Regions from separate parts of the Mus musculus genome. Here region 1 is linked to region 2. Evidence: chromatin loops called from intact Hi-C (ENCODE). Cell type or tissue: heart. All regions are shown on one strand.

Region 1 (4,000 bases), 210 kb before region 2:
GCAAAACTCTACAAAGCCCTTTAAAGTTCAAGCAGTTCTTATTACCACTTCTCGGGGAGCGATGATGTGGCAATCCAGCAGCGAGGGAAAATGTGGGAACAGCCACATGTGCAAAGCCCAAGAGAAAACACTATCTTTAAAACCATGATTTTTTTAAGTCTTTTTACTTTCCCGAGTTAAAACAGTTCATTCATAGTTTACAGGTAATTTATCAAAAGCCAGATTTAAAGAAAGAAAGAAAACCCCAATGGTCTAAGGTTGTAGTGTGCATATGTGCCTTGCATGCCTGGCACGATGGAAGCCCTGGGTTCATCCCCACCACTTCATCCACGGGGTGTGGTGACACCCTGAAACCCAGCACCCCAGAGGTACAGGCACAAGGATCATAAGTTCAAGGACGTGCTAGCTAGGGCACCAACTTACAACGCAGCCAGGGTTACCTACATGAGACTCGGTCTCAACATCTGTCTTATGTCCCCACCACCACACTCCCAAGCCAAAATCCCTAACAGCTATAATTCAAAGTCATACTAGTTACTAAGTAGAAGCCAAGCACTTCTGTGTGCTTGGCCAAAGAGTTCATAACATGGCTCGTTATTTCTCATGCCCTGGGCCACAGAAACTTAGAGAAAGAAAAGGAATTCTTTCTGGTGACCACTCAAACTAGTTGTTTTTATAAACTAGCAAAATTAATGGACATGGCGGGCAAGGGGGAACAAGTTTCTACGTTTTTACATTCTGCCAAGTTTTTAGCCCAGGTCAATCGTTGGAAAGAATAAACTTACAAAGCTCGAAATAACTTTTTCGCAGCATATTTTCAACCAGCAAAAACTGGCTGGAAAAGGGAGGGGAGGGGAGAGAAATTAGAAAAGGAAGGAGGAGGCCATCCGGCCATACTCTACGGTAGCGGCTGACAAGCAGCCGGAGGAAGGGGACGGATTTGGACACCGAGCCTCGCGGTCCACACAGACCGCGATGGGCGAGCGAGGGGGCCGGGCGAACACGATCCACGCGCCGAGGAGAAGAATCTACAGTGGGCGAATGAATGGAGGCGCGCCGGCGTGTGGCTAGCGACACGTCAGCGCAGAGCTTGGGGACGGGCGGCCCGCGGCGAGCGCGGGCGGAGAAGCGAGGCCGACCCTGGCGTGGGTCCTGCGGACCGCGGGCTTCGGGCCCGCGCTCGCTGAGGACGCCGAGCTGCGGGGGGTCCCGGGGCGGGGGATAGCATGGCCCACGAGAGCCGGGCCGGGGGTCGGCCGCGGTCCCCAACCCAGCCCCGCGTCTCTCACCTCCGGGGCCGCCTCGGAGCAGCACGGCGGCGGGAAAGGCCAGCAGGAACAGCAGCAGCAGGCGGGGGAGGAGTCTCATGGTACGGCCGGTCAGCGTCCGGTGCGGGTCCGCTAGGGCTCTCGGAGGCTCTGGCGGTAATGGCGTTACTCTTCATCCGGGCCGCGGTGGAGGGGCGGGGCACGCACGCACGCGCGCCATCCGTCGCCCCTCCCCGCCACCGTCGACGTGGCCTCTAAGCGCCCAGGGGCGGGGCCTGCGGGCCGGGAGATCACGTGGCCGGCGGTGGCGGGGACCAGGGGAGCCTACGGGCTCCCGCGAGAGCCTAGCTGAGCAGGCTTATCTCTTCCAGATGCTTAGCATCGCTTTGTCCCCCGTTGCTTTGAGGGGCCAAGGAGTGGAAACTTCCCGCATGTGTGGCAGTTGAAAGACAGAAAGTAAAGGATATGGATAACGACAAAATAAATAAATAAAAATAAAAAGCCGAAAGTGATGTCTCACATTGTAACCCCAGAGTTTGAGAGATGGAGGCAGGAGGATTGCAGCGAGCTGGAGACCAGCCTGGGCTATGTAGCGAGTTCGGGGCAAGACTGGGCTACAGAGTTAATACCTTGTCACAAAATTCTACCCCCCCTGCAATAAACAATCGGAGTTCTGGAGTTTTATTCTTTTAAATTTGACTGTCTCTCTGGTGTATAATTGCCAGTGCACAGATAGATGTAAAGGTCAGTCAAAGGACAACTTCTAGGGAACTGATTCTCTCCACATTTTAGATGGGTTCTGGGCTTGAACTCTGATCATTAGAGGTTCAGTTCTGTAATTTTTCTTAACAACCCAAACTTAGCAATTACCTAGCCTTTCTGCAGTTTCTACGCCAAAGATCTCACTTCTGGCATATTTCTGGCAACTTCAGCTGGTCAGTGTGAAACACTCGGGATGTAGTGGCTGCGCTGAGAACCTCCAGCCACAATCCTGATTCAGGGACTGTCTTGGTTACTTTTCTGTTGCTGTGAAGAGATACCATTACCAAGGCAACTTATAAAAGAAAGTGTTTGATTTGTAGGCTTGTTTACAGTCTCAGAGGGTGAGTTCCTGACCATCGCATCAGAGAGAATGGGAGCAGGCAGGCAGTGCTAACGTGGAAGCTGAGAGCTTATATGTTCAGCCCCAAAGGACAAGGCAGAGAGGTAAGTCCAATGGTACGGACTTTTGAAACCTCAAAGCCCACACCCAACAATGCACCTCCTCACATAAGTCCTTACCAAACAGTTCCACCAACTGGGATGTAACATTCAAACACAAGCCTACTGGGGCAGTTCTCATTCAAACCACTACACAGGTTAAGCAGCCACCAGGATCATTGGAGCCTCTGAGCCACAGAGGGACAAATAAACTCCCCTCAGAATTGTTGAAGATGACTGAAGTGGAAGTCACAGACCATATCTCAACTTAATTAACCCCAGTAGGTTCAGATCAGATGAACACATGTCTGACCTGAACAGGGGAAAGAGACTGTCTATAAATTCTATGAACATTAAGGAGTCAGAAGTGCCACCACCTGAAGTCAGACCTCAGAAAGGGAGACAGTGAGATCTTCGGTACAAGGACAGTGTCTCTGTACCATCCCCTCAGTTACAGTCCTTGTCAGTTTCTTGTGCCAGGAGACACTCCCGGGTTAAATACGAGGATCTTGGATATTTGATGGGGTTGAAGACTAATTATAGTCTCACAAGCAAACTTAAGTTGTTTAGCATTGAAAGAGATGATATAGATTTGAAAGGATGTTTTTCAGATGGTAATGTGTACTGGCTGGTTTTGGGTGTCAACTTGACACAAGCTGGAGTTATCACAGAGAAAGGAGCTTCAGTTTGGGAAATGCCTCCTAGAGATCAGGCTGTGGGGCATTTTCTCAGTTGGTGATCAAGGGGGTAGGACCCATTGTGGGTGATGCCATCCCTGAGCTGGTAGTCTTGGGACTTGCTTGTAAGAGAGCAAGCCAGGGGAAGCAAGCCAGTAAGTAACATCCCTCCATGGCCTCTGCATCAGCTCCTGCTTCCTAACCTGCTTGAGTTTCAGTCCTGACTTTCTTGAGAGATGAACAGCAATGTAGAAATGTAAGCTGAATAAACCCTTTCTTCCCCAACTTGCTTTTAGGTCATGATGTTTGTGCAGGAATAGAAACCCTGACTAAGACATAATACAAGCTAAAATCAGAACATAATTCAGGTATAGAATGGTAAGCTCTTTAAGTTAGGGTAAAAGGTAAAATACTGTATATAGTTAATAAATATGATGGACTGGATGTTAATTGTATATCATACTTTGTAATTTACGTGTTATGGTTATGCTCAAATTATGTCTAAGAGTTTTTTTTTTAATTTGGACAGAAAGGATGAAATTTGGGAATTGGTTTTAATGCTTTGAATTAATCCAGTCTCCCAAGTCGGGAATATGCTGAAGGTCCTTGTCCCCAACTGGTTTCTGATGGATCAATAAAGAGCCAACAGCCAATGGCTAGGCAGACAGACTGAAATGAGACTTTGAGATTGGCACAGGGTTGGAAACAAAACAGAGAAAAGAAGCAGAGATTGGCATGAGAAGAAGAAAGAAGAACGATCAGACCTAAAGGCCCACTGACACAGGCCACTTCCCCAATTGTGTTTGGGGTAGCAGAGATGAAATATAGATTTTAAAAGATCTTAATTGAGGAGTA
Region 2 (4,000 bases):
TAAAGCAAAGTGCATGACACTATAATAAAAGAGCTGTGTCAAAGACATGGGGGATGGAAGAAGATGACTTCCACTGGCCAAATTCAGACAAATTTGGATAGTAACAGGAACTATTATGATAATGAAATAATAATGCTCAATTTTAAAACTTAATTCATTTCCCCTCCCCCTCCCCCCAGCCTCAGCACCCCCACCCCCACCTATGAATTAAGTTTTAAGATGTGAACAGAACACTATACTATGGTGGTTAGTGTTAACTGTGAAGCTGACAAAATCTAGAATCGCCTGAGTTGGGCCTCTGAGTATGCCTGTGACAATAGTGTTTTTTTCATGTGATTTTTATTATGAACATGTAGCGTGTGTCTTTATTAGCAATGACCTTTCTTTAGATAAGCACGCCGTGATCATCCATAAGGTTTCTGCTTCTGACACACTTGTTATTAAATTGGTTATTTGACACAACCACATGGTGAGTTCCAGGATGACTCATAAACCTGCTTTTGATAATTTTATTATAAACAAAAATGTTTATATTTGGTTTTTATTGAATTGAGCTTATCTATATCAAATTCCCCTTTTAGAAAAATGACTGCATAGCTAACTGCTACTCTGGCAACAGGCATCCATGTGGTACACAGACATATATGCAAAATATCATAAAATGCACTTTTTACATGAAAAATATTCAAGACAGCATGTTACTACCTGAGAGTTACAGTATTCTATGTTGTTAACAGGATGCTTTACAAACTGTTAAACTGTCACTGAACTAACATTTAGTCTCAGTGAATACAGTGTGGCCAATGACCACCTAGTGATTTCGAATTCAGGACCACCACTCTCAGGAGGAGAAGCCAAATGTAACTCAGACAGGAATTTGGTCTCTTAGATACCCCAGCACAGTCTCTCTCTCTCTCTCTCTCTCTCACACACACACACACAACAGGGTTTCTCTGTATATCCCTGGCTGTCCTGGAACTCACTTTAGACCAGGCTGGCCTCGAACTCAGAAATCTGCCTCCCAAGTGTCTGCCTTCCAAGTGCTGGCCAAGAGCCTGGCTCTCTCTCTTCCTTCCTTCCTTTCTTTCAAAGATTTATTTATTTATTATATGTAAGTACACTGTAGCTGTCTTCAGACACACCAGAAGAGGGCATCAGATCTCATTACGGGTGGTTGTGAGCCACCATGTGGTTGCTGGGATTTGAACTTCGGACCTTCGGAAGAGCAGTCGGGTGCTCTTACCCACTGAGCCATCTCACCAGCCCTCTTCCTTTCTTTCTTAAAGATATATCTATCTATCTATTTATCTAATGTATAGGAGTACACTGTAGCTGTCTTCAGACACACCAGAAGAGGGTATCAGATCCCATTTTAGATGGTTGTGAGCCACCTTGTGGTTCCTGGGAACTGAACTCAGGACACCTCTGGAAGAGCAGTCAATGCTCTTAACCAGTCCTGTTCTAAATTAAGAAATAATAACCAATTATAGCCAATTGGTTAAAACATAATAAATTGCTTTAAAAAGAATTTGAAGAGCCGTTTCAGGAATTTTCTGTTTGATCATGCATTGTGATTATGTAGGAAAATGTTCTGAGGATGTGCATAATAGCATTTGGGATAAAGAATCTAGAAGTAATTGTAAGAGGGAAAACGCTAATGAGCTGGAGAAAGGCTACACTGACACTTTCTGTGTTGTTCTTTAAACTTTCCTGCCGATATAAATAATTTCTCCTAAAAACATCGAAGGAGCAGCGGAATGATGCTCAAAGCTGGGACGCAAGTTCTAACCTGCTACGCAAACTAAACCCAGAAGAGCGTGGAAACACCTTTCAAAACTACCGCTTCCGCCCTGCCCGTCGGCTCTTCCCGATAGGCTGGCGCCATCCCGGGGCCCCGCCCACGGCTCCCAGAAGCCCGTGCGCGCCCAGAAGCTCGTGCGCGCCCAGCAGTTCCGCCTCTTCCTGCCTGAGGTGAGCTGCCATCATGGAGACCGAACCTCCTCCTCTGGAAGAGCGGCGTCGGCTCCAGGAGGAGCTGAGCGAGTTTGTGGAGAGCTGCTGCCGGACGCTGGAGGAGGTGACGGCGTCCCTGGGATGGAGCCTGGATCAGCTGGACCCCGGGGACGAGGCGGAGGCCGAGGTGAGGGGCGAGGTTGCCCGGCCTTTCCCGGGCCGCTGACTTCTCGCCGTGGGAAAGGCGCCCGGGGAGCCCACTTCTCTCCATCCCGGTGCGATGCAGGGGAGGACAGGGCTCGTCCGGTGCATATCCCGGGGGCGCTGCTGCTGAGGTTGGCGATTTGCTTCGTCATGATATAAGGATTCTGCATTGCGTTAGATTCAGTGTTCACTTTTCTCTATCTTAAACCCGGACGCTTCCCACTCGGACAGGACCGATTGTGGGACGATTAAAGGGCGCCACCAAGGAATGGTAGCTAGTAGCGGACCCCTAAGGAGTGTATTAGAGTGAATTATCCTGACTTATTTAATAGGTGCAGGATAGAGGGAATTTGCGTTGCGCGGTGATTTCTTATACCCTCTTCATTTACTATGATGCAGTAACAAGGTTTAAGTCATATGTCGATGGAAATATTTAAGATATATGCAATTTACGTACAAGCTAATCACCATTGTCTTAAAATTGAAGTGGAAATTGGAAAGAAAAAAAACCCTTCATTGTACCTTTACAAGTATATTTGGAGTTGTGAATTAACCAATATAGTTCATGGCTTAAAGCCTAGTAACGATGCTGTAAAAATGGATTTGGGGGACAACTGAAAAAGTTTGAGGTATGAATTGATAATTTTATGAAATTTCCAGACCATTGAGAATGGAGGGCCCCACCACTCCTTCATTTATTATCGAGATATTAGACAACATCGTGATATTAACACTTAACACGTTCTAAATGGCACTGCGTTACTTCATTTAAAATTCGTATCCCAAGGAGGCTAGAATAATTGGCAGCATTTTACAAATGAAGAAACAAAAACATCCCAGTGGGATTGGCAACTGGGACTTGCAGGCCTTCTGATTTCTGAGGTGTATTTTGCTTAACCGCTATATGAAAGTCCATTGTAAAACTCCCAGATTATCCAGTAAACCGTGAAGTACATGATTATCTGATACTCACTGTTGTAACTGGCTTAAAAAATCTGGTAAATGACATTGATAGTTTTGAGACTAGTCCAGATAATTAATCAATTTCCATGTTTCATGTGCACTTGTAGAGTTTGTCATGGTAACAGTGGGGGGAGGGGTAAAGAAATGACAGCTGTTATTGTGTGGCAAAGTCTGTAATGGGGGGAGTTGAAATTTTTGTAGTACTGGTTATTATAGACTATGATGGGTCAGAAAAAGCATCTAGAAAAGTATATTCTTTAAAATCTGCGTGGGGCTAGGCTAGAGAGATGGCTCAGCGGTTAAGAGTGCTGGTTCCTCTTCCAGAGGTCCTGAGTTCAATCCCAGCAACCACATGATGGCTCATCAAACCCTATGGGATTTGATGCCCTCTTCTGGTGTGCAGGTATACAGGAAGAACACTCATATACATAAAATACCTAAATGAATAAGCCTTTAAAAAACTTATGGGGGCTGGTGAGATGGCTCAGTGGGTAATAGTACCCGACTGCTCTTCCGAAGGTCCAGAGTTCAAATCCCAGCAACCACATACATGGTGGCTCACAACCATCCGTAACAAGATCTGACGCCCTCTTCTGGAGTGTCTGAAGACAGCTACAATGTACTTACATATAATGAATAAACAAATCTTAAAAAAAAAAAACAAACTTATGGATATGTGTGGGGGTATGGCCTGGGTAATGGGTCCTCAACTTTTACCTTGTTTCGGGTCTCTTGTTGTCTTGATATTGCCATCATCATTCTAGCTGGCCTGTGAGCTTCTGGCTATTTTCCCTTCTATCTTCTATCTCTGTGGGAACAATGAAATTGCAGGTGCATATTAACCATACCCATTTTTTGCATGGGTTCTAAGGATTTGAAC

The links. Peaks named below come from ENCODE experiments on the same cell type or tissue, not always from the same donor. Only the 100,000 strongest peaks of a DNase experiment are listed, where the experiment ranks them.
Region 1: a loop joins it to region 2, with 2.2 times the contacts of the local background. A loop is called at or near these places in 13 of 42 quality-filtered maps.

The regions. Positions count from the first base shown.
Region 1 is chr13:37,992,716-37,996,715 of GRCm38, forward strand. It overlaps Ssr1 (signal sequence receptor, alpha), which reads right to left and starts at 1,493. Exons shown (of 8, transcript NM_025965.4): 1 at 1,290-1,493. The coding sequence starts at 1,368. In heart, no CTCF peak of the experiment used is centred here; a DNase peak (open chromatin) is centred at 1,516; H3K4me3 peaks cover 2,183 bases; H3K27ac peaks cover 2,322 bases.
Region 2 is chr13:38,202,989-38,206,988 of GRCm38, forward strand. It overlaps Snrnp48 (small nuclear ribonucleoprotein 48 (U11/U12)), which reads left to right and starts at 1,951. Exons shown (of 9, transcript NM_026382.2): 1 at 1,951-2,140. The coding sequence starts at 1,985. In heart, a CTCF peak has its summit at 1,811; a DNase peak (open chromatin) is centred at 1,933; H3K4me3 peaks cover 1,995 bases; H3K27ac peaks cover 722 bases.